Regions from separate parts of the Mus musculus genome. Here region 1 is linked to region 2. Evidence: chromatin loops called from intact Hi-C (ENCODE). Cell type or tissue: heart. All regions are shown on one strand. Links, peaks and the distances in the headings refer to the core of each region. The heading gives the core; the rest is flanking DNA.

Evidence for each region. Peaks named below come from ENCODE experiments on the same cell type or tissue, not always from the same donor. Only the 100,000 strongest peaks of a DNase experiment are listed, where the experiment ranks them.
Region 1: it touches region 2 in a loop (3-fold over the local background); 6 of 42 quality-filtered maps call a loop at or near these places.

What each region holds. Positions count from the first base shown.
Region 1 is chr11:20,446,131-20,461,949 of GRCm38, forward strand. Gm39606 (a long non-coding RNA gene) reads left to right here and starts at 6,946. Exons shown (of 2, transcript XR_872284.2): 1 at 6,946-7,024; 2 at 7,187-9,905. It also overlaps the pseudogene Gm12034. In heart, for the core only: a CTCF peak has its summit at 9,045 (motif pointing right); DNase peaks (open chromatin) are centred at 9,181 and 10,394; H3K4me3 peaks cover 1,882 bases; H3K27ac peaks cover 1,118 bases; H3K27me3 peaks cover 804 bases.
Region 2 is chr11:21,171,730-21,187,548 of GRCm38, forward strand. No RefSeq gene overlaps it. Among named protein-coding and RNA genes, the nearest start is that of Vps54, 59 kb to the right of the region's middle. In heart, for the core only: a CTCF peak has its summit at 6,825 (motif pointing left); a DNase peak (open chromatin) is centred at 6,822.

The DNA of each region.
Region 1 (15,819 bases), core at 4,198-12,197, 720 kb before region 2:
GAGATGTCTGTACCTCCTCTCCCCTCAGTGTGTGCTGGAAGATAGCAGTTACAGGCATCTCTTACCTCGTGTGCAGGCCTGCCCTGTCAAGAACTTCAAAACCAGAGGTCCTCAGAGGGCAGGCGCTGTGGTCTGGACGCTGGCTTTTCCAGCTGTGGAAGCTAGCTCATTCTCACAGGTGAGTGAGTTCCTCGCCAGTAGAGATCAGAGGAAATGAGACAACGTTGCTCAGGAACCCTTTATACCAGTGTTCTCAGCCTTCCTAAGACTGTGGCCCTTTCCGCGTTCGCACCAAGACCGTGAAGAAGGCTGCCCGGATCATCATCGAGAAGTACTACACGCGTCTGGGTAATGACTTCCACACCAACAAGCGCGTGTGCGAGGAGATCGCCATTATCCCCAGCAAGAAGCTTCGGAACGAGATAGCCGGATACGTCACGCATCTGATGAAGCGGATTCAGAGAGGTCCTGTGAGAGGCATCTCTATTAAGTTGCAGGAAGGAGAGAGAGAGAGGAGAGATAATTACGTTCCTGAGGTCTCAGCCCTAGATCAGGAGATCATTGAGGTGGATCCCGACACCAAGGAGATGCTGAAGCTTCTGGACTTTGGCAGTCTCTCTAACCTTCAGGTCACTCAGCCTACAGTTGGCATGAATTTCAAAACACGTGGAGCTGTTTAATCTGTTATGCCATATTTTCAATAAACCTGAAAACAAGAAAAAAAAAAAGACTGTGGCCCTTTAATACAGTTCCTCACGTTGTGGTGACCCCAACCATAAAATTGTTTTTATTGCTACTTCATAACTGTAATTTTTCTACTGTTATGAATCATAATGTAAATATCTGTGTCTTAGGCAGTTCCTATGAAAGTTTGACCCCCAGGGGGTCACGACCCATGGTTAAGAACCACTATCTTATACTCAAACATCACCCAGAAGAACCTCCAAGAGGATTTTTCTGTCTATGTGGGTTGTACCTCTGAACATTTACCAATTTAGGAGTGAAAACTAAGAATCTAGAAGATGGTTACTTCTTATAATAATAAAACCACTACACGTGGGTTTATTTAGAAAAATATAGTTTGTGAAACAAAAAAAAATGTTAAGTATGGTACTATTTTACATTTCTGCCATTTATTTGTTTGTTTGTTTGTTTTTACTGTTTAGCTCAATGAAAGACAGATGGAGTCTCCTGTTTGCTTCTGCATTTGTGTCTGCTGTAATATCGACTGCATTTCCCAAAGCACTTAGCTTTCTTCCCATAAGGGGAACACAAGAGTGGAGAGAGTAAGTGCATCTTTTTATGAAATAGTTTTGACCTCACACACCTTTGCCCCTTTTTCTATTAAGTGGATTGTAAAGGGCACCCAGTATTATTTCTGGATAAGAACTGAAATGCTGTTTTATATGGGAAAGGGGTACAATTAGTGGAGACTTAGGACCAAGGGCTGAGAGCCAGCCTGCCCTGAAGTTTAACCACCATGAGAAATGTAGCCTACATAGCCGGGGTGCTAGATAGCAGGGTAGGGAGTAGACTCGGGGGTGCAGGTCAAGGACGGGTCCTTGTACACTGTGAGTGCGGGAATACTTTCAGAGTCTTGAGCAGCAGCTGCTGCACATGAGGAGAATAAGTCCTTTGGGCAAGTTTTGTTTGTATGTATGATCCAGCTAATTTGCTGTGTTCATTTTAGTTTGTCACTCTAAACCAAACACCATGAAGGAGAAAGCATTTATTTTGGCTCACAGTTTCAGAGGGTTCAGTCCATAGTCCTTGGCTTTGCTGATTCTAGCTTGTCATAAGACAGAACATCATGGTGACAGGAGGAGGAAGAGGAAAACACAGTTGGGGAAGGAGAAGAACAGAAGAGACCCTGAACCAGAGTAAGCCAACAGAAAGAATGCAATCTTCCTGTGACATCTTCTTCTACTGAGGCCCCACCTCCTAAAATTTCTATCACTTCACACGACAGCACCACCAACTAAAAACCACGCATTCAACGCATGAGCCTATAGGGAGTGTTTCAGGTGCAGTTCATAGTGGAACCCACTTGGGTTCTCATCAATCAAAAGTATTCTGAAATAGTGTCCCCCACCCGTCATCTCCCCATCCCAAGGTCCACTCAGTCTCTCTGTGCTGAACACACAGGTCAGCATTAAAAGGAAGTGTGTGCCAAGCATGGTGGTGCCGAGGGAGGACAAGAGGGCCCACCTTGGGCTGGATCAAGACAGAATTGCAAAGGGAGGAAAAAGATCACAGCTTAGAAACTTTCCTTTTGGGGGCTGGTGGGATGGCTCAGTGGTTAAGAGCACCCGACTGCTCCTCCGAAGGTCCGGAGTTCAAATCCCAGCAACCACATGGTGGCTCACAACCATCCGTAACGAGATCTGACTCCCTCTTCTGGAGTGTCTGAAGACAGCTACAGTGTACTTACATATAATAAATAAATAATTTTTTTTTAAAGTAAAAAAAAAAAAAAAAAAAAAAAGAAACTTTCCTTCTATCTCCCTGCCAGAGAACCAGTGCCAAGTGATCATATAATTATTTGAGCAAATTTCTAGTAATATGGATTCCTGGGCCACCTTGGATCAATCAGGGGCCAGAACATGGCTTTTAAAGCAGTCAGCCACTGGGGCACTTATAGTCATGAACACACACACCCCAACACATAATTAAAAATAAAATGAATCTTAATAATAAATTCAAATAAAAAAAAACTTGAATTTCCTAAGCTCACTCAAGAGCCCAATACTTAGAGATTAGGTAGGTAGGAATTGTTTGTTTCAACATAATAAAATTTTATTGATTTTTTTGGGAATTTCACATCATGCACTCAATCACACTTATTTCCCGGTCCTTTCATGTCTGCCCCTGACTCTTGCGACCTCCCAAAAATTAATTAATTAATTAATTAATTAATTAATTACAATTTTCAAAAAGAGTCCAGTTTGTGTTGTCTACATACCCACTGGAGCATGGTCAAACTCTCAGTGGTCTGCCCTTAACCAGAGCTGAGTCCTCCCCTCCTGAGCTCACCAGAAGCCATCACTGTGCCGATTCACACATCAGCATACCCATCATATTTTTTAAGAGTTCTCTTTGATGACTTCAGGCTGCTGCTTTTCAAGGATAGAGTTGGGGAGGAGCTGGGGTTGTCACAGAATCCTTCCATGTCGCTCTCACTCAACTGTGCATCTTCACAGTCAGCAGGAGACAGGGTCATAGGCTTCCACATGGTTTCTGGTAACAGCACAGACCGTGTGAACATGGCCCCCCAGCTGCAATAGAACCTTGTATCTAGACATGGCCTCTGACAGCCACACTGACCATACAACATGCCGTGCCTCAGGTGGCAACTCAATCCACTCACATCAACATGGCCCCCAGTGGCAGCAAGCCCCACAACATCAACATGACTCCAGGAGGGCTGGCTCAGCTGGCTCTTTAGGGTCTCATTGCATAGCTCTGGCTGTCCTGAGACTCACTGTGTAGACCAGGCTGGCCTTAAATACACAGAGAGACATCTGCTTCTGCTTTCTGAGTCCTGTGGCTAAGGCCTGCACCACCGCACATAGCTAGGTGGATATTTTATGCCGCTGGGTTAATTCTGGTTAAGCCTGGGAACACCTTTTCTCCCAAAAACTGCCACCACCGGTGGTCGATTAGCAAGTGACTCTGGAGCCCTGCCACATCAGCCTCACCTCCCTTGTCTGTCAGTCAGAGCCCTCCTCTTGGAATGTAAATCTACACCCTGCAGCAGTGGTTCTCCACCTTCCTTCCCTATGCCATGACACTTTAATACAGTTCTTCGTGCTGTGGTGTCCCCCAACCATAAAATTATTTTCATTTGCTATCTCACAACTCTGATTTTGCTACTGTTATGAATTGTAATATAAATATCTGACAGACAGGATATCGGGCATACAACCCTCAAAGGGGTCACGACCCACAGGTTGAGAACCACTGCTCTTGGGTTTTCAAGTTCCTTTTCCCAGAATTGTGCACTTCAAGACCCCACTTGCTTTCTCAAGCTCACCCTGAGTACTGACTTGCCATTAAACACATGCACCCACTCTCTTCCATCCCCCTGCTTTTTTTCCTCTGTACTTTTAACACAGCCATGGACTGATGCACACTTACCTTTCAGAGGAGTGTAGCTACTGATGAAACAGGTGAAAAACCGAAGCAGGTGAGGGACTCAACCTTCTTCACCCGGCTCTGCTTCCATCTTCTCCCTTACTGGTCCAGGATGCCTTTCTACTGCCATAACAGAAGAACCCCTTTCCCCCTGTGCTACAAGCTCTGGCCCACCTGGCTCCCAGATTTCTCTCATAGGTCTTCTGGATCCTGGCTTGGGGAAGAGCCCCGAGGCCCTAGGGTATGCTCATCATCCCCCGGTCACTGTGGCATACTTCTGTCTCTGCTCACTCTGAAGGGCACATATGTGGGTGTATGTAAACTTGTTCTGTGAGATGCTCAACATATCCTAATGGCGTCCAGGCACACCCAGTCACACCCTGTTCCTTTTCATCTGTGCTTGGTGCCACCATTTTCTGTGGGGCTAGAGAGCCTTGGGATGTGGGGCGGGGGGGGGGGGGGGGAGTGGCAGAGGAGGGTGTTGCAGCCCACCGGAGCAAGAGTGGAGTTGAGGTATGTTCACACCACAGAAATCTCATCTTGAAATTGGCAGGCATAGGATTGCTCCCCTCCTGCCCTGGACCCGTGTGTCCCAGTGCACATATTCCTGCACCCCTACCTTTGTTCCTCGGAGGAGGTCACATAGCATGCAGCCAAGTTAAACTCCCTCTCCCCTTATAAGGTCATGTCCAGCAGTACCTGAAATTCCTCCTTATGTAAATGAGGCATCCCCAGGATACTGGCTAATTGGGAATGTGGGACCTTTGAAACCTAAAGATCCACCAGAGTAGCTGGGCGGTGGTGGAGCACGCCTTTAATCCCAGCACTTGGGAGGCAGAGGCAGGCAGATTTCTGAGTTCAAGGCCAACCTGGTTTACAAAGTAAGTTCCAGGACAGCCAGGGGTATACAGAGAAACCCTGTCTCGAAAAAACAAAACAGAACAAAACAAAACAAAACAAAACAAAACAAAAATCCTGTACATTCACCCTGAAAGCCCCTATCCACCCTCAGAAGTGTAATAGCCCTGGTTTCCCCCACTTAAAGAGCTGGTTCACAGAAGCTGTGAGAGTCTGGAGAGTCTGTTCTCACCATGCTCTCTGCGACCTGATGTCTCTTTCAATCCAGTCAACCTGCCTCCGTCACCTTTCAGGATCTACTGTGTGATGGTTTGAATACACTTGGCCCAGGGAGTGGCACTATTTGGAGGTGTGGCCATGTTGGAGGAAGTGTGTCACCATGTGTATGGGCCTTAAGACCCTCATCCTAGCTACCTGGAAGCCAGTCTTCTCCTGTTTGCCTTTAGAATAAGTTGTAGAACTCTCTCTCAGTTCCTCCTACAGCATGCCCGCCTGGTCGCTGCTATGTTCCTGCCTTGATGATAATGGACTGAACCTCTAAACCTGTAAACCACCCCCAATTAAATGTTGTCCTTATAAGAGTTGCCTTGGTCATGGTGTCTGTTCACAGCAGTAAAACCCTAATGCACTGGTTGCAATCGCAGGTTATTACAACACTCCGAGATGCGTGGGGAAGCAGAGGCAGGATGGCAATTCTCTGTGATCTGAACTCCCTAGGAAGCCATCATTAGAACCTGGGGTTCACTGTCAACCCTGAATAGCTGAGGGCTGGGAGAGAGCATGGAAATGCTGGGGTGCCTCCTGATGAGGCGCCCCAGCCTTCCTCCACTTTCTAGTGACTAATGTTGGCAAAGAGGATCGCCCCTCCTCCCAGTTCCTAGGAATATCTTAACTTCAGCCACCATGAGTTGACTTGGCTTGAGAACAGAGCAGAACACTCTCACCCAAAGAAAAGAGAAACTGCCAGTTGAGGATCCCTTATCAAAAAGGCCAGGGACTTTCTAGTCCCTAATATTTGGATTTCAGAGTACTTCCGATTCTCGAGTGTTTGTATAGACTTCACCAGTTGACCTAAAATGCTCCAAAATTCAAACTTTTCCCCAACAGTTTTAACTACTCTGAGACAGGAGGATCACTTGAGCTCAGGAGTTCAAGGCCAGCCTTGGCAGCAGAGCAAAAACAAAATCTCTTTCATAAGTTTCAGAATTGAGAGCATCTTGAAATTTTAATCTGTTCAGCATTTGTTAACATGAACCCCAAGTCACTAAAGATTTTATTGAGGGGCTGGTGAGATGGCTCAGTGGGTAAGAGCACCCGACTGCTCTTCCGAAGGTTCAGAGTTCAAATCCCAGCAACCACATGGTGGCTCACAACCATCCGTAAGGAGATCTGACACCCTCTTCTGGAGTGTCTGAAGACAGCTACAGTGTACTTACATATAATAAATAAATCTTTTTTAAAAAAAAGATTTTATTGAGCCCTGGGGTGGGGGTGGGGGTGGGGGTGTTCTTACTGTGATAAAACTCCATGGCCAAAAGCAACATGAGGAGGAAAGGGTTTAGTTCACCTTACGGCGAATCCATCACCAAGGGAAGCCAAGCAGGAACCTGAAGCAGAAACTGGAACAGAAGCCATGGAGAAATGTTCCTTACCCACTTGCTCTCCATGGCTTGCTCAGCCTGCTGTCTTATACCAACCACGCAGGGCTATTTATCCAGGGGTGGAAGCACAATGGGCTGGGCCTTCCCCATCAATCACTAATTAAGAAAATGCACTGTAGACCTGCCTACAAGCCAATCTGATGGAGGCATGTTCTCAATGAGAGTTCCTCTTCCCGAATGACTCTAGCTTGTGTCAAGCTGACATAAGACTAGCCAGCACAGATACCTCCATGCCAAGCTCTGGGTTAAATATTAGAGCTAGTAGGTTTAAAATTAAACCAGGGTGCAGGCCCAGGAAGTGGAGTCTGGGTAGACATTAAAGTCTCAGAAGTGCCTAAGTCTTCCCCACAAAGGACAGAGGGAACTGAGAGGTGAGTGTCTGTGAAAGGACCCTGTGAGTGACATACATGGGGATGGGGGAGGGGGGTTTCCTCCACAGCGATGTCCCGGGGTATGAGTTCTGATGCCCTTCTAAACACAGGCTAATGGGGCTTGTGTTCTGCATGTGGCTCCGTGGCCACTCCTATTTACAGACAAAAACCAGAAGCCGAGAAGCCACCTCTCATGCCCAGACGCCACAGGAAGAAGAGCCAGCAGCTCTCCTCAGGCCTGTCTGACTTCAGTCACAGAGAGCCTGTGACAGCAAACTGGTCCCAGTTCCAGACAAGCAGGCTTCCACGAGGGACCAGGAAAGCACTGTCGAGGCCACTTCCCTGGTGCCTCCACTAGTCATATAAATGCCAACGGGCACCAGGGCTGTAGGCAATGGGGTCTGCCAGTGCTGGCAGCAATGGCTGTGTTGGTGGCCTCAAGTCACAGGAGGGAGCCAGCCACCATTTTGTGAGCATAAGGCTGAACTGGACACTAAATGGCTGCAGTCCTCCTGTCCTTTTGGTGTGAACCTTAGCCTTTAATGGCTGAACCATCTCTTTAGACTGCAGCTGCTGTCTTCCATAGCTCCTTTGTAGCAGGAGTTGAAGTGTCTTTGCTCAATCCCATGTCTGACTTGGCCTTGTGACTTAACCTCCCTGAATATGTAAGCATGTCTCAGTTCCAAGCCCGGGGTTCAAGAAGTCTTGTAGCTAGCTTTTGCACTTACATCTTTGGCAATGGAAAGAAGCCTGAGAGAGACCCAGGCTGTTGAATGGGGCACATGTGATCCAGTCACGGTTTCACCTTAGGTGACAGCCAAGCACCAGCCGTGTCCTGCCAGTTCACCACGTGACACATCAGCAAGCTGTAGCAGAGGCAGGCTGGAAGGCTCACCAGCTGGCCCGCAGACTCTGGAGCAAATAAATGTTTATTGTTTGAAGCTACAGTTTAAGCCAAGGGGCGGTGGCCTGATTGTGTGGCAATACAAAACTGATACAGCAGGAAAGCACACGAAAGAGAAGGAAGGTGTGAAGTTGGAGGTATTCCCACCAGGCATAAATGGAATAAAGAGGGACTCAGAGGGAAGGCAAGGAGAGCCTGCCTGAGTTCAGTGTGGAGTGGCCAGAGAAGAGAAATTCCAGATAGAGAGGAGGCTGAGAGCAATGAGCACCTGTTAACAGGGGAAGAGGGGCCTCAGCTAGCGGGGTGGCTGCATCCTGCCAGACTGAAGTACAAAAAAGAACTGAGAGAGCCCCCTACGGATCCCCTGGGGTCCTGAGTGCCATAGGAGAGGTCCAGACATGCCAGTGGGCAACTGCAGGCTCTGGACTGGGATGGGCATGTTAATAGTCTACATTTTAGTGACTGCGCGTGAGAAAGGCAGAGAAATGTGTAGGGGCCACAAGGGACAAGCACACTCAAAACCAGCAAGAAAATAGAAGGTGGCCAGAAGGTGGGGACCTTTAAATTGCACTGGTATTGTAAGTACAACGATGGTTAAACATGACTGTTAAATGTCACCATCCCAGAGCACAAGCATGGAGTCCAGGCTACTCCAGAGGATGCGGACGAAGGATTGCTTGAGAACACGATTTCAAGACCCCTAGGCAACATAGCAAGACTACCTGCATTTAAAAATAAACAAACAAACAAACAAACAAACAAACAAATAAATAACATCAAACTGTAGGTAACGGGTGGCACTGTGTCGGGAAGATTTCAGGGATTCATTGAAAATGGAAGGAGGAGCCCTGAAGGATGGCCCAACACTTAGGAGGCAGAAGCAGGTAGATCTCTGAGTTTGGGGCCATTTGGTGTTCTAGGACAGCCAGAGCTAAACACAGAAAGCCTGTCTTTATGAAGACCCCTTTCCTTTGTCCTTGGCGTTTCTCAGAACTTACTGGACACTTTCACTCCCTTCCCCAAGCTGTTGCAGTTTCTCCAAAAGCTTCAGGTTCCCCTGGCTCTGGCGCACAGCTCTCAGGCGTGCAGGGATTGCAAGGCCACGCTCTGCCTCCAGAGGGCGCTGCGCCGCCGCCTGGGGGAGCGACTGACCAGGGATATTGCAAGTGTGTTTGTATGTGTTCTTTAAATACGGCGCCTGCATCCCGGGCCCCTTCCCGATTACGTTTCTTATCCTGCTCGCATCTGTCTAGTGGAGAATTTAGCCGAGCCTGAGATGAGGCTAACTTCAGCGCAGGTGGGACGAGCAGGGTTTATGCAACAATGCAGAGCGGTTCCAGAACGCCCCCGGCTAGGGTGTCCCAGACCGAGTAGTACCAACAACCATAGGGAGGACCCTGTGGGGATCGCGACCCCAGAGCCTCACGGCTCGAAAGTCATAGAGACCTCAAGACCCAATGGCCTCTGGAAGCTCTCTGGAGATACCTTGGGAGTTTCCAATTGATAACTTGTTTCAGTTCTTAAAATAAAAACAAAGCCGGGCGTGGTGACGCTTGCCTTTAAACTCCGGAGGCAGAAGCAGGTAGATCGCGGAGTTTCAGGCCAGCCTGGTCTACGCAGCGAATTCCAACACAGCCAGGGCTACACAGAGAACCCCTGTCTCAGGTGCTCAGGCATGGGGACTGGAGGTTGGGGGTACGACCCCAAACCTAAGTAGCCCAGGGAGATGTCTCAGTCACTATTCCCCAGCAGGAAGCTGCGACACTTGGAGCCTTTGGGATTGGCAGAGTTAAAATCATATAACCCAGGATGCCGTGGACTCTTTTTTTTTTTTTCCAACCCCGACGACGATGGAATTTGGAATTGGGTAGAGGGGGCTGGGAAGGCAAGAAGCTGTGATCGGGATGCATCCTTAGGGTGGGGGTCTGGAGAAGTCGGTGTTCGGTCACTGGGTGAATAATAAAAGATGCAGCCCTGCCTGTGAGCAGTTTGTGTGATGTGTTCCGGAAAGATCTAAGTGTGGCAGAGGGTGAGAGCTGAGAGTTAGCAGGCTAACCCGTGTGTAAGAGTGCCTTCTGCGCGTTCAGCAATCCCTTAATTACCTAGGGAGACCTTCCGAAACAGGAACTCAATATTGGTCCCTAAAAGGTTGGGTAATGGGTTTTCCTTACTTCTGAAATCCAAGGGGATCAATCACTGATTCCCCATGGTTCCCAGACTCTTCTGGATGTCTTTGTCTTCTAAAAATCCTAGGCTCCCACGAGAAAGCACTTAGTTAAGGATGCAGAGATGCTGTGTACCCCTCAACCTATTAATCATCCTGAAACCTTTGCTAGGAATTTCCTGCTCCTTGATCCGACCTCCTCAGCAGCGCGGCTAACTCAGACCTGGGGAGGAATGCTTAGAATTGCTCTCGCCTGTCCATCTTCTATTTACCCCGCCCAGTCTTCTGTTCACAGCCAACCCCTGGGAAGCAGGGAACTCTCTGGCTTCCCTCTCCGGTCCTGCAGTAGCCATCCTGAGATGGCACCATCTTCACAAATTGGGTTTCTGTGTTCCTTCTCCAGTGAGTGCTTATATCAAATTCAGTGCGTGCTCAGAGTGCACCAGGCCGTCTGATTGCAGCCGGCCAACACCCACCTTTTTTATCGGATGGAGCTCAGAACCTCATACAGGCTAGGAAGGCACTCTACCAGTGTGCTACAGTCCAAGCCTAGTATTTAAAAAACGTTTGTGTATGTCAGCAGTTCTCAACCTGTGTGCCGTGACCTCTTTAAGGGTCGAATATCAGATACCCCACATATCAGAAATTTACGTTACAGTTCATAACAGCAGCAAACTTAGAGTTATTGTATGGTTGGGGGTCACCACAACATGAGGGACTGTATTAAAGGTTGAAGCACGGGGGAGATTGAGAACCACTGGTGTGTGTACATATATATTTAAATGTGTGGGTATGTGGTGTCTGTGTGTTCGTGTGGGTACACATGCATGTGTGTAAGTACCTGAGGAGACCAGATCAGTGTCCTCCTCCATCACTGTCCACTGGAGACACGGCTCCTGTGAGTATCACTATGAATTGTCAACTTGACAGAACTTGGATGGAATCACCTGGCATACCTTAGAGGGTGTCTTGATTGACATGGAAGATTTTGTGGTTCCCTGGGCTTGGGTCCTGGACTACATAAACAGGAGGGAGCTATCTAATCCTGAATATCCATTCCTCTCTTTTTGCTGACTGCAAAGCAATGGGCTCAGCTCCCTGAAGTTCCTGCTGCTCCCCAACCATGATGTAAATTAATGTCACTTTTGTCAGAGCATCAAGGCAAGTAAGGAATGCAGTCTCTCAGTAAACATAATGGTTCAGCTAGGCCTGCTGACCAGAGGGCTCTGTCTTCCTGCCACCACCCCCAGGGGGTGACAGATGTCCTGTAACAATTTTACATCAGTGCTCCAAATTCAGGTCCTTATACATGCTTGGCAGGCTCTTTCCCAAGTGAGGCATCTCCCCTATTGCAGTATTTTATATCTTAATAGGAAGAGCAGAGTAGATCCAAAGTTAAACCGTTTTATATATTGGTGAATATATGGAGAAATTAAAGTAGGCTGTATATAATGACCCGTGCCTGAAATCCCAGAGCTCAAAGGCTGAGGCAGGAGGAAAATCCTGGAGAATGAGGACGGGCCTGGGAAAGGTGGGGAGGTGGAAGGGATAAGGGAAAAGGGCTAACCCACACTAACACTATAGGGCTGAGGTGCAGTGCTGGTCTGGAAGATGCCTCCTGGAGAGGGGCACTTGAGACCTTACCAGCAAGAAGAGGGCCACCCTCAAGATGTGTAGACAAATGCTCCAACAGAGGAAACAGTCAGGACATGAGACCTGGGGTGGAAGCTACCAGAGAGGAAAAGGCACCAGGGACCTAGGAACAAGCTGTGCATGCTTTTATACTGTGGTGTGTTGTCTGAGCGATGTGACCCACACCTGTAGTCCCAGCATGTGGTCAGGGTCAGCCTCTTACCCCAAGAACCATTCAGGCTAGACATAAACACCTTTACCATATGGCTGACCCCAGTCCCAGCACTTGGGAGGCAGAGGCAGAAATATCAAGAGTTCTATGTCATCCTAACCAGATAATGACAGAGGAGAGGAGGCAGTGTTCAGTGACCTTAAGGAGAAGCGGCGGTGGGGAGGGCCTGGTGATGAGCATTCCGAAGAGCTGGGGTTATTTTATTTTAAAGTTGTACATTCAATTTTGTCTATGTATTTATTTTTGCAGCTGGTCTTGCTATATTGTCCAAGGTTAGCATCAATTACAGGCATGACATCTGTGACATTCAGTGTGTGTGTGTGTGTGTGTGTGTGTGTGCGTGTGTATGTGTATATATGTGTGTGTGTGTGTGTGTGTGTGTGTGTGTGTGTAACCCAGGTGAGCTGGAACACATATTTTAGCTGAGGGCGGTCTTGAACTCCTGACCTCCAGCTCACTTTGCTTCTTTATTTCTGGTGTTGTACCTCTCTCTCTGTGGCTAAGTAACAATGGCAGTGACTGGGAACAAAAGGACATTCTAGGGTCCAAGGTGCTTGGCCTCAGAAGTCTCTCTAGTGAGGGTCTTAGAGGTCAAAAGGTCAAGACTTGCACAAGCCCACCAAATGACAAGCGTCAGGAAACACAGGCTTCCATATTTGATCCTGCTGGAAGCCTCCCAGACAGCTTCCTTTACATGGGACCCCAATCACTTTGGCTGGCTGTGATTCTCAGCCTTCTCCTCTAGCTCCTGGTGTCTTCAGCGCCCTGCTTCGGAGTGGATTACTTCCCTCATTGGATGCACACCATGCAATGACTTTGTGCACCAGCTCAGCTACAACAGAGCTCTTGCTTCACGATGTGCCAGCGGAGTGTGATACAAACAAGATCCAGCTTCCCCTCGCAGCAAGGCTTCCTCTAACCCCACAGTGTGTTCCTGAGCTGAGGTCCTGCAGGGCCAGAGCTGGGATCTGGGGACTGCCAGTGGGTGCTGGAGACAGGGTCTCGCATCGCATCCCCAGCCCCTGCCTGAGACCTCACTGGCTTCATGGCTCTGGCGCTCACAGACCTTGAGCAGTCGGACAAACTCCGAGCATCAGTTTTTTTGTCTGTATCTGAGGCTAGAGCCTGACCGCCTATGAGTAGGGTAACTCAAGAATGAAGGGGGAGTTACCTGCTATGTTGCAGGAGGACAAAGGAACTCCCTGGGTGCAAAGCTTCTAAGGGGACTCTGGTGGTTTGACTCTGCTTGGCCCAGGAAGGAGCACTATTAGGGGGTGTGGCCTTGTTGGAGTAGGTGTGGCCTTAGAGGAAGTGCGTCACTGTGGTGTGGGCTTTGAGACCCTCCTCCTAGCTGTCTGGAAGACTGTCGTCCTAGATGCCTTCGGATCAAAATGTAGAACTCTCAGCTCCTCCAGCACCATGTCTGCCTGCGTACTGCTATGCTTTCTAACATAATGATAACCGACCGAACCTCTGAACCTGTAAGTCAGCCCCAATTAAGTGTTATCCTTTATAAGAGTTGCCTTGGTCACGGTGTCTCCTCACAGCAATGAAACCCTAACTAAGACAGAGACCCTTCATCTTCAAAGCACTCAAAACCTTTTGGGTTTGGGTAACTCTGGAAGAAGGCAGCCTCTCCATGACCTGCTTTGTCTTCCAAACACTCACTGAGGTGAGAACTGTCAGAGGCCCTCCCCACTGACTCAACCGCTTTCCTCCCTAACCAGGTAAAACTGCACACTGGTCACAGTTACTTTCCTTAGGCTCCAAATACTATTTATCTGCATGTAAGCCACGGTACCCGGAACAAGCAGAGCACGGGGCCACCCCTTACAGTCCCCAGTAGGAAAGAAGGGTGCCTTGCCAAGGCCTTGTTGCTTGCCCATGTAGCTTCTCTTCTGGGAGATAGATGCCAGGGCACGGGCCACCCTTGGTGATCGAGACACACTGGAGAGTCCTTGAGTTCTCTGCTTCTGTGTTCATGTCCTAAACTGGCTGCCAGCCGTTACCTATAAACTAGAGCTCAGCTGCTTTCTCGGCCGTGGAGTGACAACAATGCCACCAAAATAAGCCACAGTCTTTTCCCTGACACTTGTACTCCAGGGCCTGGCAGCCACGCATCAGGCCAGAGGACTTCAAAGTCAGGGTGTGCCTGGGGGAATCCAGGAAGGAGACCCTAGGCAGGCAGAGCCTGAGGCATAATGCACTACAGAACTGATGAATTCTTTTGGTTCCAAATCTTTACAGCTTTGCCAAACCCAGTGGGGAAAGATCAGCTGCAAAGTTCTGTCAGGAAAGTACCAGGTGCTGAGCTGTTCCCAATCTGACTTAGAAGCAGTTAGGGGCCAGGGCTGTTTAGGGTTGGCATTCCGTTCTTTGCTAGGTCTAGGAGATGGCCAGCGCACTCTTGAAGTCAGTGCCACCCTGCCCCTGGGCTGTGCTGAGGTAAAGGCAGACACGGGGCCGTGGAGGAAACTGGAAGCATTTCCCTCCCACACTGCAGGACAACCACACAAAGGACCTCCTCTGTTGGCCCTGTATGATGGGATGGGCTGGCAGGGGAGGACTGAGACTGTCGCCCAGTGCAGGGCCAGGCAGCTGCAAATGAAACACAGACCTAGAGCACTCGGGGAGGCAAGCATTCGATCTTTCTAAGAGCCAAGAAATCCTGGCTAAAAGCTCAGCTACAGAGGGAAGAAAAGACTCGGGCAATACTTGAAACCAAGCAAGCCCCCTGGAAATGTTGGATTCCTGACAGATAAGGAGCCAAGCCAAGGGCTTTTTTCCTGCTGGCCCAAACACAAAAGCGAAGGACTCTGGAGAAGTGGAAGATCAGCCTGGAAGGGACTCTGAAAGCAGAAGAAAGCTCTTGAAGCCAGAAAATGTTCACCCCACTCAGACCCCAGGGCTCATATCCAGCCAGTGTGGGGGAAGGGACACTTGGTGTCACATACCTTCAAGGCTGCACTATCCTGGTGGACACTCCAGTGAGAGGCGCTATGGTGGTGTGGTATCTCCAGCACTCCAGGGGGCTTGGTTGCAAGGCCCAGTGCCCACCTGAGGTGTGTGAGTTATTGGTTAATACCTCTCCCATGCTCTGAAGGAAGTGACTCCTGAAGTAAGGTTGGACGTAGCTTGATTAATTCTTTGTTAGATTTTTTTTTCCTTTGTTCTAAGACAGGGTTTCTCTGTGTAGCCTTTGCTGTTCTAGAACTCACTCTGTGACCAGGCTGGCCTCAAACTCAGAGCTCGCCTGTCTCTGCCTCCGGAGTGCTGGGATTAAAGGCATGCACCACCACCACCACCTGGTTTAGATCTTGTTTATTTTTTGGTGCTAGGGGTTGTACCCATGGCTTCAGATATGCTAGGCACACATTCCCCATGAAGTTTCACCCTCAGAGCCTGGAGCTTCACCCCAAAGGAAGCTGCACAGCAGTACATTATGGGTAAAACTTATGAACACACAAAGGACTGTTCCTTTATCCATATTGCCTGTCATGTGGAGGGAGGATACTTTTTTTAAAGCTCTAAAAACTAGACATGGTGCCTTGTGTCTGTAATCCTACCACTAAGGAGGTAGAGGCAGGAGGATCAGGAGTTCAAGGACAGCCTGGGCTGTCTCAAAAAAAAAAAAAAAGGTTCTAAGATTAAAGAATAAAAGAGTTCTGTGTGAGGATTGGCTCAGTGGCGCAATCCTCCTCATTCTTTGCTAGATCTTGAAGAAAAAGATAAAAAGGATATATGACAGCTTTTTAAGAATAATAGAAAGAAAAGAAAAACCTTCCTTCTGAATATGAGTAGAACATTCTCTACACAAAGGAATTTGGGCAAAAAATAGAAAGAAGGGGTCAAAGGTCACCTAT
Region 2 (15,819 bases), core at 3,101-11,100:
AGGGAAGAGACTCTGTCTGGTGGAAGAGCAGCCCAGGCACTGGGCTAGAAGTTCAGGGCTGGGGGCAGGGTATGCCAGGTAGGGACTGAGGGATGCTGGGAGAACCTGGAGACCAGGTCTGCTTTGATGTGTAAACTATGCCTATCCTGAGGTCTGAAACCAAACAGCTAGTAGAGAAACATGTGCGTGTATATGGGACTTTGAGGTGGGAACTTTGTTAACAGTATTCAAAAAGTACAAGCTACAGATTAATAGCTTGACAGGTTTGGCTGCAGCAATAATAAGATTGCCGGTGTATGAATACTGTCACAAACTTGGGCAGAGGACAGCTGGGAAGGGATACTTGTAATGCCTCAACCCAACAAGGAGCTAAAACCCAGCTTGCAAAGGAGCTCTGGTAAGTCAGACAAGGCACACGACAGAAATGCTGTCGAAGGTCTAAGTGGCTAGTTCTCAGAAGCATTAACCTAAATGCTTAAGAGTCAAGAGAAGTTCAGAGTCACCGTAATCAAGAAAAGCAGTTAAAGAATCCTAGATACTACTTAATGCCCTTTGATTTGTAAAAACGGGGAAGCTGGAAAAGCATGATAGTCTTAGAAAACATGTAAAAACCAAGAGCCCATGCTCACTGCTGTTAGGAGTGTACACGCGCACCTATTCTAAAGAGTTTTCTGGCTGCATGTGTGTGTGGGTGTACCTGTGACTCAGAAATCCCCTCTGCACAGGGCCATGAGGAGGTGGGCAGGAGTATGAGTATCACAGGGCTGCTGTCTGTGGTACAGGGTGGTTAGAGGCAGTCTGTGTCAGTTGGAGATAAGGTAATTGTACATAGATGTCATGGTAAACTTCTACAGCAGTTAGAGGACAAGAGGTAGACAAGCATAAGTGAACATAGAAAGGGCTGTACACACACACACACACACACACACACACACACACACACACACACACACGTGCGCGCGCCTGAGCATACACACAAAGAAACAGGGCCAAGAGTGGTAGCTTACATTTAGAATCTTAGCACTCAGGAGTCTGAGGACTCTAAGTTTGAAGACAGCATGGACTACTTAGTAACAAGTCAGCCTGGCCTCTGAGTAAGACATTATCTCAAATAAACAATCAATACATAAATAAATAAGAAATAGAATGGGAGCTATTGAACAGTATAGAATTTTAATATCTATACTTATAAAAAACATTTTATATTTTGTTAAAAACACAAACTCAGGGACGGTACTTGGGCTATTGTTACACAAGCCTGAGGACATTCCCAAAACTTATGTTAAATGACTAAGCCAGCTCAGTCAGTCAACAGGTTCTCCAGGGCAGGAGCAAGGATTAAAAAGAAAAAAAAAAAGACAATTAGACAACACTGTTGCCTGACCCCAGCCAGTGCTGAGGCTGAAGCGGGTTTATTTTTTCCCAGTCTGCTTTTATACCATTTTAATTTCATGCAAGTGATAAGGTCAGTGGTAGGTCAAGGGAACAAGGAAGACAATAAACACAAATAGTCAAGGAACAAGCAAGGCAATAAACAAGGTCCCTTGATCACTGTTTCTAGGAGCTTATCAGGATGACCAAGATATCTGAGCCCACTTCCCTGTCCTGGCCCAAAGTCACATTCCTGCCAAGTTTCTAGCCCCCAAAGCTCTCCACAGTTAAAAGCTGGGCAAGGTGGCACACACTTAAAATTCCAGTACTGGTGAGATAGCAACAGATCTCTGGGACTCAGCTACAGTGAGCTTAACCTAACAGGTGAGCGCCAAGTCACAGGTGAGAGACCCTATTTCCAAAACAAGGAAGGGCTCCTCAAGTTGTACTCTGACCTTCACATGCATATACATATGTATGTATGTGCACACATAGACATAAATACACATAGATTCAGGGGAACATCTGCACTTAAGCATATTTAAGTGTACATAAGTACATTCAAATGCTGACTATGGAGTCAGCCTTGATGTTTTGAAATGCTGCTTCTGCTGAAGATAAAAGATAAAGCAAAATAAGATAGAGAAAAAAAAAAACCAAACCCTGGGTCAGGGAGGTCATGTGACATGATCCTCAAGAAGTGAGGAGGGGTAAGTCAAGTCTAGTACTCAGTCCAAAAGAACTGGAGAAATAGATCGATCGATCTATCTATCTAGCCCCATCTATCTCTCTTGACATTTATCCACATGGATGGGATGTGTGGGCTATGCTTTGAGGCAATCAATGTAAAAGCTTTAAGAGTGGGATCTAAGCCTCATCCAAGCCTAGTCCTTCTATGTTTCAGAGATGCTTGAACAAAGCACACATCCACAGGATGCTGAGAGTGGAAATACAAGAACTGTTGGACAACTCCTGTAAACCAAAGCTCACATGTAAAGAACTAGAAATGCAGTGGGAACTAGAAATGCAGGGTAGGGGTGACTCGGGGACTGACGGACTGGGTGGGGGCGCTGTGCTGTTTCACACCAGCAAGACAAGCTTGGTTATTTATATCAAGCAAAGAGTCAAGTTATTTAAAATAATATTAATTATGAAAAAAGGGCTACAGAAGACCCGCAGATAGGTCCAAGGATTCTGCGGAGGTCATTAGTTGGTAGTGGTACGCTACCTGCTATTGTCAGGCAACAGAGAATGCCTGCCGGTATATATGGTCTCCAGATCGGCTTGTTTTCTTAAGTGGACTGATCTAGGATTTGTTTCAAGTTCTCAGCCAAACAAGCACAAGGGTCTGGTTTGATTCCAGAACTTTCTTTTTGAGGCTGCCAGGACTCTTGCAGCAAAGGAGGGTGTGAGCAAAGCTGCCTGTCTTGTTTCTCAGAAGGCCGGCTTGGCCGCAATCCTCCCACGGCCTCCCCTGTTGTTGCTTAGTCTTCTCACCTTGGCCTGTCTGCTGGGCAGATGCTGAACGGAAGTCACGTGACCTTTGTTTTTTCTCAGCTGTGAGACAAGAACTCCAAACAGGAAATGGTGGTTTTAAACAGAAGTCTAAGAGGTGGGCTTGGTGGGGAGGGGCCAGAGCCTTGATGCTTTGAAGTTCTACTGTCTCTGGTGCTTCTGAGCTTTTGTACTTAAAATTCCTGTCTTTTCAAATCACTTTCATTAAAGTAAATGGTCCTATAAACTCAGGGTACTTAGATATTGGAGAATGTGTTTGACTATGTTGAACTCACAGAAGGATTCAACTGAAACATCAAGAAATTCTTTAGAAGTACACCAAATTTAATTATGAAAAACTAACTTTAAATGTATATAAACTTTAATAAACAGCCTAGGAGTAGCAGTGCATACCTGTAATCCCAGAACTCTAGGGTTGACTCAGGACGATAGAGTTGAAAACCAGAACGAGCTATATTGTGAGAGTTTGTCTCAAATTTAAATAAAAACATATAAACTTTGAAATGCATAACTTCCTTAAAGCATATGAAGACACAGTACTAATCAAAAATTACCACAGAATCAAGACAGGCAATTCCTGAACAGTCTCCATGTTGTGCACATGCGTAGCATCCTCAGACACAGCATGCCTGCTTACAGAGTCTTGTCTTAGAAGAATAGGCATGTGTCATAGCTCCAAAAACACTCCGCTCGTTATCTTCATGCCACGTTTATTTGTGTTTCGAGACTGCATCATGTTAATTGATGATAAAAGTGACACTGTGATTTACGGACTTTCTTGTCTTTTGTCTCTGAAGTGTAGGACATAAGAGCCATGGACCCAAAACAGAAGAGTTTCATTTATAGGTAAACCCAAAGTTCCTAGACACTGGGCTCTCTGTCTTTGTCTCTGTGTCTCTGTGTTTCTGTCTCTTTCTCTGTCTCTCTCTATGTCTGTTTCTGTCTCTCTCTGTGGTGTGTGTGTGTGTGTGTGTGTGTGTGTGTGTGTGTGTGTGTGTAGACTCATGTCAGGATATCTTCCTCAACTGCTTTTCCACTTTCATGTTTGAGCTGGGAGCTCACTGGACCAGGAGATCATCACTTGGGCTATAGTGACTAGTCACAGAGTAAAGGGTATGCACTGCCATGCTGGGATTTTTTTGTAGGAGATGTCTGGGGATCAGAACTAAGGTCCTCACACTTGTGTAGTGTGCACATTAGCCACCATCTACCCATCCCTGGTTAATGTCCCTTTTAAGCCTTAAAATTAAGTTCTATAAGTTCTTGAAGTTGACTAAAGTATTTAGCACTCAAAGCAATTTTTGAGATTAGTGTTAAAGCATTTATTCTAATGTCAAAAATCCAATGGTAAACACCAGTTCACAATTTGTATGGTGATATAATATCTGGTTTTGAAAGTTTTAAATTTTTATAAAAATTGCAAATCATAGAAAGACAATTTCTCATAAATTTACTTCCTAGAGAAAAAGCATTTGTCACATACACTTTGCTTCATTTTCTTAAGAATATTTTACTTTTGAATTTTCACCCCAATAGACTTGTTTCTCCAAAGGTGAGCTTCTGAGAAATCAGCTTCCCAGGGCTGGATAGATGGCTCAGTGGTTAAGAGCACTGACTGCTCTTCTGAAGGTTCTGAGTTCAAATCCCAACAACCACATGGTGGCTCACAACCATCTGTAATGAGATCTGATTCCCTCTTCTGGGCTATCTGAAGACAGTTACAATGTACTAATAAATCTAAATAAAGGAAGGAAGGAAGGGAGAAAGAAAGGGAGGAAGGGAGAAAGGAAGAAAGGGAGGGAGGAAGAAAGGAAAGAAGGAAGAAAGGGAGGAAGAAAGGAAGGAAGGGAGGGAGGAAGGAAAGGAGGGAGGAAGGAAGGGAGGAAGAAAGGCAGAAAGAAAGGAAGAAAGAGAGAAAGGAAGGGAGGGAGGGAGGGAGGAAGAAAGGAAGGAAGGAAGAAAAAAGAAAGAAAGAGAGAGAGAAAGAAGGAGAGAGAGAAAGAAAGAAACATCAGCTTCCCCTATGCAGTGCAGACAGCAGTTGGCTTGGGGACAGGAAGTGGCTCACAGCCCACCTAGGACACTGTTACTCTACAGTGTTTGTAGAAAGCCTTCAGCTGAAAACAGTGTATGTCAGAAAAGCTTATAGTTGGGCCTGCCTTAGGGAAAGAATTAAGTTCTTTCAAATGAAGCAAGCTGGACCTTCTATTATATCCCAGAACAATGTAGGTGTATTTTAGCTGTTCCTTGTAAACCATGGATATATTATCAAAAGCCTTCTCCACCACCTTCTTGATAGCCTGATGCAAACACCTGTAAGTTGTAGCAATAGGTCTGAGTGCCTGGCCTATGGCAGCAGGCTTGGCAGTGTATGTGATGCTACTGGGATGCAGGCTGCTGTGAGAAGCTCTGTTTCAATCTGCTGCCAAGTTCAGGAACACTTACCTCATTAGTGAGGCGTGTCCATTCTAAACAACTAGACTTAGCAATGCGTCCTGGTCTTCCATCCTAGGCCATTGCTATTCAGTAAAATATTCTGTGATGACAGAAATTGTCATCTATGTTGTGTGACAGATACACCTGGCTGCTGAGCTTCTGATTTATGTCTGGTTTAGCTGAGGAACTGAGGTTTTAGTTTTAACTTTATTAAATTCATAGTGATTTCACTGATCTGCCCCAGCTCTTTACCATTTCTAGTCTAATCACCACACTTCCTTAAGACACGGTGGATTCATCTATAGGGACTATGGAGATATCTATAGGGACAGTCACCTATATGTGTCTCCTCATTTGCAATGTTTCAAACAGCATCCTTTTCTACATAGCATTTTTTTCTTTCAATTAGATATATGTGTGTCTGTCATGGAAGCCAGAAGAGGGCAGAGGGACCCTGGAATCACAGGCAGTTGTGAGCCAACTGCCATGGCTGCTGACAACCAAAATCTTAAGTGCTCTGAAGTGCTGAGCCATCTCTCTAGCCCCATAGCATTTTCTTGATAAATAGACTCATTTCATTTCTTAGTGTTGTAACAAAATTCATGACTCAAGCAGTTTAAGGGAGGAAGGGTTTGATTTAGCGCTCAGTTGGAAGACACAGCCCATCACAGCAGAGAGGTCTTGAGGTGATAGTCACATTGTATCCATGGTTGGTAAGGGACTGAGAATTGCTGGTACTCAGCTTGCTTTCTTCTTTATATTCCATCTTGGGTCCAAGCCCATGGAATGGCCCCACCACATAAAGGGTTGCCCTGCCTTCCCACCTTAAGTTAACCCAAACTAGAAAGTCCCTCATAAATATGTGCAGAGTTTATCTCCTAGGGGATTACTAGATCCCGTGAGGTTGACAGTAGTAATCATCACAAATGGTGATCCTGCCAGTAAGAAAACTGAGCATCAGGTTTCTAGCGTCTCCACCAAGATTCTCCACCACGTCTGACTTTTTACTAAGAACTTTGCAAATCTGTGTCCAAATAACTCACTGTACTTTCTAATTTAGCAGATTAGTTTACACGGCTGTTTACAGATCTGTAATGAAAAGGGGGGTACTTCTGCTATCAGATGCATTTTCAGTACACGGCTAATGATTTATGTTCCAAGTCTCTGGGGAAGTTCTGTGTTGTCCTGTGTCTAGCTCAGAGCCATTTTCTGAACCTCATGCTGACACCTGTGCCCACCATGTTTGGTAGTGTCTTCACTTGGCCAGATTCTCCTAGGGCATCTGACTAACTCCTTAGAGACAGTGTCTCTGCGGCCATCTCTGGAAGATACACACATATCACCATGCCAGGGTCCAGGCTCCTGTACACCTCTCTTCTTTAATAAATCCACCACTTCAAGACTTGATGCTTGTATCAGAGGAAGACAAACACTAAACTATTGAAACCAAAGCCAGTTTTGCATTGGCTCTTCCCCTCTCTCAGGGAAAGGCTGCCACCTGCTGTAACACATTAGCAACAAGGGGTTTTCAACAAGGTCATTGAACACTTAAATCCTACATTCAAAATTAATGTGCATACAACCTCACTGCCTGCCGTTCCCTGAGCCGGGAGTAGAAGCAGAAATGTAAACTACAAGCACTGAGTAGAGTTAAACAGAAAGTCACCCATTGAAGGGTACCCACGAGAAACTGTCATCTCCAGAATCAAGGATGTCCTTCACCACTCAGCAGCAGAAGCTCACATTAGCTCATTGTAATCTTAGGTAAATACTGACTGGTTTTCTACTGCCTTAGCCTTTCTAGTTCTGTGTGTCCTTATTCTCTACAGCACTAGCAAGGCTTTGACACATGAGAAGACTGAAAGAGAATACAGGTTGACAACTTGGGAGACAGCAGCTCTAAGCTCGATTCTGGCTCCCTGCAGGAGCACCAGAGTCAGGATCCCAGCACTGGGATAATTTTGTCAAATAAATACTTTTTTTTTGTTTATTTGTAGCCTACCTGCTTGGTGCGGTTAGTATGTCCAAAAGAAGCAAGTTTGCATGGCTGAGAAAAACCAAAGTGAAGGAATTAGGGACATGACACCCTCAAATTTGCTGCTTGGGTGTGTTGATGATCTTAAGATAAAATCTGAAAGTCAGCAGATTCAGGGAATGGCTCTTTCTGAGCTTCCTTATCTGCCCAAGGACAGGTTTTCTAAAAGGAACTCAAGGGGAATAGGTTCCTCTCTGGGAGTTTCTCGTCATCACGGAAACAAGCCGTGTGTACACTACACCTACAGTGTTTGCAGCAGACCACTGTGTGTCTCATCTGTTGGGAGGATCTCCTCATCTGTCCCAGATTGCTAACTTGTCCATCTTCCTTCTGAAAATGGAGTATGAATCTCTCGCCTCCTTTCATTGGCTATCTGATGGTTCGTTCTTTAGCTGACAGCTGTAGCATATATACATTGCAGTGGCTTTTTTTTTTTTTCCTTGCTACTCTGCTTCCGGTCAGATACTTCACAGATGTAGCTATTTTCAGAGAAAAAACTTACCAGGTTTCCTCCAGAGGCTGCCAGATACTGTGCGGGTATTTGACAAAAGTACCATCCATTCTGTTACCCCAAACCCAGAAAGAATAAAACCAGGCAGCAAGGCATTAAAAAAAAAATTCTTGGAAGATAGAGAAAGGTCTTGCTCACACAAAGACAAGAATAAGGTGATGACGCCCAGTAGCCTCATTTCCAGAATCCTGTCTCTTCTCCTCCACTCTCTACCTCCATCCTGGGTCAGTACTGTGGCCTCTGCCACACAACAAGTATAAAGAACAAGAATGTTTCACCTTGGCCTTCAGGCCGTTTGCCACCCCAGCCGCTTCACTCTTTTTTTTTTTTTTTTCTGTTTTTTTTTTTTTTTTTTTCGAGACAGGGTTTCTCTGTGTAGCCCTGGCTGTCCTGGAACTCACTTTGTAGACCAGGCTGGCCTCCAACTCAGAAATCCGCCTGCCTCTGCCTCCCGAGTGCTGGGATTAAAGGCGAGCGCCACCACGCCCGGTTGTCTCTTCACTCTTAACAGCAATTCTAGGAATGTGACAGACTGAGGACCTAGTTAGTGATTTCAGTGTTGGGTAGACATAAGTATGAGTGAACTTGTGTTTATAAATGAATACCAAACTTCAAAAAAAAAATACAATTAAAGCAAAAGTAGGAGGAAATACAAATAACTTCAGAACAAAAATAGCTTTGAAAAGAAAGCCTCAGAGTGGAAGAAGTAGTCTTCTGAATACAAATGATCAGCCCTGAAACATACGTGCAAGTAACATGCAGATTAAGCAGGCTATATTTAGGAATATGTAGCTCAGCATGTGGCACATGCATTTAATCTCAGCACTTGGGAGGCGGAGGCAGTTGGATTGCTGTGAGTTCAAGACCAGCCTGATCTACACAGCAAGTTTCGGGACAACCAGGGCAACATAGTGAGACCCTGTCTCAAAATAAAACAAATAAAAAACAAAAGCAAAAGCCAAACAAAAAGGAGATTAGACACACACACACGGATATAAGGGGGAAATGATGTAATTAAATTATTAAAATTTTAAAAACAAAAGAAAAACTTTTTTTTTAATGCCCTACTGTCTGGTTTTCATCTTTCTGAGTTTGAGGCAACAACATAGCTTTTGAGGCAAATGTATAGCATATGGTAGCCTCTGGGGAAAACCGTGTTAGTCTCATCTCTGAAAACAGCTGTACATTGCTGCCCACTGTCTACCACTTGCAGGTGCAGAGACAGGAAGTAAAGCTAGCCACACAGGCAGCAAGGACAAGGAGGTCTGGGGGTGTAAGGAAAGCTGTCATGAGTTGCATCAATAGCTAAGAAGAAAAATGAACCCTTAAAGGATCTGGCACCATAGGACATCATTCATGTGTGAGTGTGTGTGGGCTTTCTATCTCTACAGTACCTTGTGTGTGGTGAGGGGGTTGGCCTTATATTACAGTGTGTGTGTGTGTGTGTGTGTGTGTGTGTGTGTGTGTGTGTGATTTCTTTCTCTACAGTATAGTGTGTGTGTGTGTGTGTGTGTGTGTGTGTGTGTGTATTTGCATTTTAGCTGTTTGTTTTTGAGAAAGAGTCTGGTTGTACAGTTCAGGCTGACCTCAAACTTGCAATCCTGCCTCCACCTCCCACCCCCTTGGCATTGGGATTGCAGACATGCACTACCATGTGTAGCCATCAATATTTTATTTATCAAAACATTACATAATCACACTGAACACCTAGAATTCTGTCCTTTTTTCATTTCTTGCCTCTGTGATTTTTCACTATATTTCTTTATAGTGTCACAATCTACTTGGCATTTTAATGTCTCAAGTTTTTATTATGTCCAAACTTACCCTGCTGCTAAAGATTGAGTTTGTTGCTGTTCCCTTGAGTTAAGAGTGAATGGATATCTTTGTAGCAAGCACCTTTCTCCTTCAGTAATTTATTATCTATTATAGTGAAAAGCCCATGGTTGCTTTCAACAAATATCTATTAAACAAAACAAGTTATTTATAATCAATTATCAAGAGTGACGCTATAGGTTAAATATTAAAACAATTCTGGTATAAGCAAGCTGAGTATCTCTTGATACAGATCACTACAAAAAGCTTTCTAAGGGGATTTTACTAATGTGCAAGATCAAAAGATAACACAACTTTCCAGTGATAACATTATTTTTAAATCTTGCTAATTAACAAGAGCTCAAGTTGTGGGAAGGTTGTTGAAATGAAAGGTCACGAAAAGTCTGGGTCACTATGGAAAATGTGGGTCATGTGTCTGGTTGTCTTTAAAGTCTACACTTGACTTCTGTTTAATTTTTCTGATTTAAAGGCAGAGTATGTAAGGAGATCAGTTAACCACCCAAAGTTTGACTTTTCAGTTTTAGGCTGAAGAGCAGAAGTAGCTCCCTTCCAAGGTAAGGGTGGGCTAGAGAGGAAGACCATACGCGCTACAGGAGGCAGCTCCTCAGCTGTCTCCAGGAAAGTCTCCAGCTTCACTGGGAGTTCCCTATAGAATCAGGGGCTTTGTCTCAGACTGGCTGAAGCAAACACTCCAGGTAATTTTAGGGCACATTGAGTCGGAAAAACAATGCTTTTATATAGCAAAATTGCTACTGCCAGGAATGAAGCACAAAGCAAAAATTTAAAGCATGAATATGAATATAAAATAGTAAACAGAGGCAGTAAGGTGGTTCAGCTGATAAAAGTGTCACATACCTACCACCTGACTTTCAGTACCAAAGCCCCACAGTAGAAATGTTGTGAAAAGTATTAAAGAATGTCACCACCCTGCACTATACTCAGCTACTCTCTGCCCCAGCAACCCTGCTGCTTCCTTGGCTAGCCCCATGCAGTGACTGATCCAGGTTCCCTTGCTGCAGGTTTTGCTCACATTCCCATCCGTCCATCCACTCCCCATATATATAATTAAAATATCTGAAAACACCCTAACAATAAACTCAGAGCCATGAATTTGCTATCTGGCTCTTAACTCACAGGCTTAAATATCTCAGATCAGTTTGTAATAACAGTTATAGAGGGACTGGGTCCAAGCCTTGCACTTTTAAATTTTTTGTCTCAATAGAAGAAATTTATACCAATGAAAATAAATTCTGTACCAAAATAAGAAATTATGACGTCAACTTAGTAACTATTGTAAAGATTTCTACCAAATGAGATTATGGCTACACAATTAATTTTAGATAGTTCCTCCCTGTTCCAATTATGACCATTTCTAAATTACCCAGAAAAGCAACCTTAGAATAATCACTTCCAGCTCAGGGAACTGGGACGGACAACTCTTGATAACTTCTTCAAGCTAAATATGGGCATTGAGATATCTTTGAAGGAGGAAGGAAGGGGAGGGGAAATGGGGAGTTGGTTGTCTTTAAGAATGCCACACCAACAATTGTTTTAGTCTTTAATGTCTGTGTCATGATTGGATCCAGCTGAAACTCCAAGAGATCAGGAGTTCAATGCAGGTCAGCTCAGCATGTCTAATGATGAGACTCACCAAGGCTGTATATTATGTAATATACAAATCTCAAAACAAAATTTTAATATCATCAAGATAAATAACTTTTTTTGTTTGTTTCTCTGGAATCTAGTTCTTCAGGGGGTCTTCCTTCATCATATCTGATCCATATAACTCTGGAAGGTGTATAAACCTTTTCAAAAAACACAAAGACAAAACCTTTCTCCCAAATCAGCATATCCTTGAGACAGTAACCAGAAAAACCTTTATTTTGACCTCTCTCCCAGAGGAGTAAAATTGTACCCATTTTGAAAATTAAAACAACCCAAAACAAATGAAGTAAACTGAAATACTGTATGTGCCTATTCTTAGGCTTTTTCTATTTTGCCATGCCAGAAACTTAATTCAAAATTTCTGTGGATCCCACTTTCAAAGAATATGAGTTAGTTATCCTGCAGACCTCATTATACCATCTTTAAAATAATTGATTCACGCTTCTATATATACCTGCTTATTAGCAGGCAGCTTGTCAAACCGGGATTTAAACCAAAAATTCCCGTGAAGCCCATGTTAGACAGAATTTGAGTATGCTGTAAGTCCTATTAGAGCAATATATCTTTATACCATCTTTAAAGGAATTAATTCAAGATTTCACTAATATCTGCCTATAGGAAACAGAGAGTTTTTACTTGTTAAGCTCTCTGCCTAGAGCAGCCACTCTGTTATACCATCTACCTGTTGGGCTCTCTACCTGGAGCCACAGATGTTTATTTTATTAATACCTATTATAATATCTATCTGTTGAGCTCTCTACCTGAAGCCACAGACTTCTATTAATTAATACCTGTTCATAGCAGGCAATTATTACTGCTCTCTCTACTTGGAATCAGTGACAAATTTTCCCTTTCCTAGTTCCAAACCCAGGCAAAATTCCCCACGTGATTTCGATAAAATCTGTACATAAATCTATCCTAAAAGCAAATAATCCCAATTTTAAAATTCACAGTTAAATCAATATCTGCCCCAAGATGTAGACAGCTTCCATTCTCTGGCTTTCTGACTCAGAGCAGCCATCTTCTTATACCATATCTGTTGGGCTCTCTACCTGGAGCCAAGACATTTATTAATTAATAGCTGTTCATATAGGCAATTATCATGGAAACAGCACTGACTTCCAAAAGTTGCCCTTTAACCTCCTCATGCACCATGGTACACACACAAATCATCATCATCATCAACACCAACAATAATAAATGATATAAAAATAGCAAACACCCTTCCATAGCTTTAATTTGTTTGATTCTATTAAAAACATCCTCCCTAGTATAGCCTAGATTTTAAGAGTCAAATGCATTTTTGAAATGTTTTAAATATAAGCTTAGTGTCTCATAGCAACTCAGCGCTATCTCTGTTTTCAAGAAGACTTTATTTAACCTTCCTAGCAGCTTGAGGATATAGTTGGTAGAGTGCTTATCCAGCATACACAAACTTCAGGACTTATTCCTATTGCATGAAAACAGGCATAGTGGCCCCGCCTGTAATTCCAACCATTAAGAGATGGAGGCAGGGGGATCAGACTTCAAAGCCATTCTCAGTTACAAACCAGGTTTGAGACCAGCCTGGAGACATGAGACTCTGTGTTTAAAATGAAAGTTCCAATTTATAAAATCTCTAGAAGTGGTTTTCAATATTATGAAAATTCTTCCTGTCACTAACTGAACTAGCATCTATGAAATGAGTTTCTCTGACATCAAGGAACTTAGGTTAGAGTTTATCATGTGCCAAGGTCCAGCCTTGGTTTAAAGAGGATTTCTGAGGAAGGAGTGGTCAGCTAGTGGCAAAACAAAGGACTCAAAGTCAAATCGTGGGTTAGGAACTAACTGACAGCCTGATTATGTTTTGCTCAGGGCAGCTTTCCAGACTGCTCTCTCAGTGTTCTGCTCCAGACAAGTTGTCTGGAGAAAGTTTCTCTTACTATTCTAAAAATTCTCTGGATAGCTTATCTCTTGCAGATCAAAAGTCCAGTCTTTTATTTACATATCAATTCAGTAATTATCCCAGGTTTCCTTTTGATTATCTCATGAATCAACATTCCATGACTCAGCCCCTTGATTCTTAAGAGATAGCAAGCACATTTTTTTTTTAAACATTTCAAAAGAATTCAGAGATCTACCTACCTTTGTTTAGCACAGACAATAAGCTAGCTGGGTCAGACCCTGCCCTAAAATTACCATTCCTACCTTGTCTGGACCCAACCTAGCTCTGTCCCAGGCTCAACATGAACTCAGGAATCTGCCTGACTTTGTATTTTTCTGACAAACTAGCTTACAATGCAGCTTTCTCTGACCCTTTATATCCCTGAAGCTCCTTTTACAGTTCATATTGCATCCTTATACTTTGCACAGTTGAGAAATTATATATTTTTGAACTCATGTTTTCAGAGTTCTTTCCCATAGCCTTGAGGGCTGTCCTGAAGGTCTCAGCATTTATCATTTTGCAGAGACATAGACACACCTTCACTTCTCAGAGTCCTGGTGTCTCTGATTACCATAGTCATTAACTTTGGCATAGAGGACATTCCTTGAAGGAAGAACATGAAAATATGTACATTATCATACAAACAAGTCTTACATTCATAGCAGTCATCAATGCTTGTGGAGGCCAATGCTCTTCTGGCCCTGTCCCAGGGGTGGGAACCATGTTACTCTGTCCCTACATGATCATGTCATTGTCCCCTTTCTGTTTTAATTCAAGAGTTCAAATGTTGACTATAAGTATGATTACTGAGTGCTTGATGCAGACTGGAAAGAGAAATAAAACCAATAAGAATAACCAGCTGCAATTCCTCCATTTATCAGCAAAATCGTCCAGGAAATGAATGAAGTCAACTCATGCACAGCAGAGCAAAGGTTGTAGACACTTCCTCAATAGAAATGGATCCCACTCTAGTGTCACTAATATCCATGATGTAGGGAATCCATATCCAAAGCCAAATTAGAATTGTTCCAAAACCTCTTTAAATGAGACCGAAATTTTGACCAGTCATGTTAAAAGGTATTATGCTCCAAGTTGGGTCCACAGAGCCAACAAAACAGTGAATGGAATTGCACTGAGAGCACATCTTAATATTTTGAATTTGGTTTCATAAATCGAACTGCTTTTCTAAAGCATCAAACCTATCCTGAAGTCCCCTGTCAATAGTTTCTTAGATCATGAATGCTATTGACACATTTTAAAATAACTGATCTATATGATGTGCTATGAATCTCTTTAACCAAGAATGTAGTAGATGAGGCAAAACTAGAAATCCCACAGTAAGACCCCAACCTTCAGCCAGTGGTGACCCGTCCAGCAGGTCCAGTTATTCGAGGGTCTCGAGGGGACCTTCTCCTAAGAACCAAATGGGGGGAGAGAAAGACGGACACCAAGTGCGAGGAACGACACAGAACCAGTCTGATTAGCATCAAGGTGTCACTGTATTCAGCAAGGCTCAAGGCTTAAATGCACAAGCAAAAGGGGAAGTACAAGTACTTCTCAGCAGGAGGGGTGGGGCACTGGAAATTTTCTTTTGGCAGCTACATCGGGAAGCAGGAACTTGGTGGTATCAGGGTGTGGTCAGGACATCTGGCACTGACTTAGGGCTGGAACATTCTGTGGTTGTTCTTGGAACCGTGAGTCTGTAGCCCGCTTTTGACCCCCTTTTCTTCTCGGGGGGAGAGCCCAATTCAGAGATCAGGACAATAGAGTTGTCTTAGTAGCTCCCAACATCTCCCCCATTTCAATATTTTTATAAAGGCATATTATATAATAAATTTGTAGCCACGTTCTTAACGACCACCTAAATGTCTGTTTGCTCACCGGGTGATTCTCTAAAACCATGAGGGATACAAGGACAACTCATCTATGAGGCTTGAATTAATGGTTCCAGTCTGTTGGGTACAACCTGGGCTAGCCAAGGGATTTAGGAACGAAGCAAGCTCCATGGGTAGAGGCAGAGGTCTGATCCCCAGTGTGCAATGTTAGGGGCCATGTACAGGATTGACTCTTAGGCCCACAGATTTTTACCCAGAGTAACCCTGACCTGATCCCATGCCGTTTTTTCCTGGGGGAAGGACCCTAGGGCACTCAACCTTCATGCAATCAGACATGCCTCTCAGAGACTGTCTAACAGCTTCCAGACTAATCTCTGTGCAGTACTTAGCCTCGCAACTCTCACGGGCGACGGCTTCAAGTTCCAAGTTTTTGATGTGTCTAGCCTGGGATGACTGTTTAGTTTCCAATGAGGCGAGAATGTATATTACCATGTCGGAAGCACAGACTACAGCAATCTATAAATGATTCGTGGCATGAGACTGATGGCCAAATTTAGGGGGAGGTGAATGATCTTACTTAAGCATTTTATGGAAATTGAGTCTCTCTCCCCGAGACAAGGGTGATGAAGTAGTATCCATGTCTGACTCTTCTCCAGTAACCTGCTTGTTATTGCCAACGTCCAGCCGATGGTAA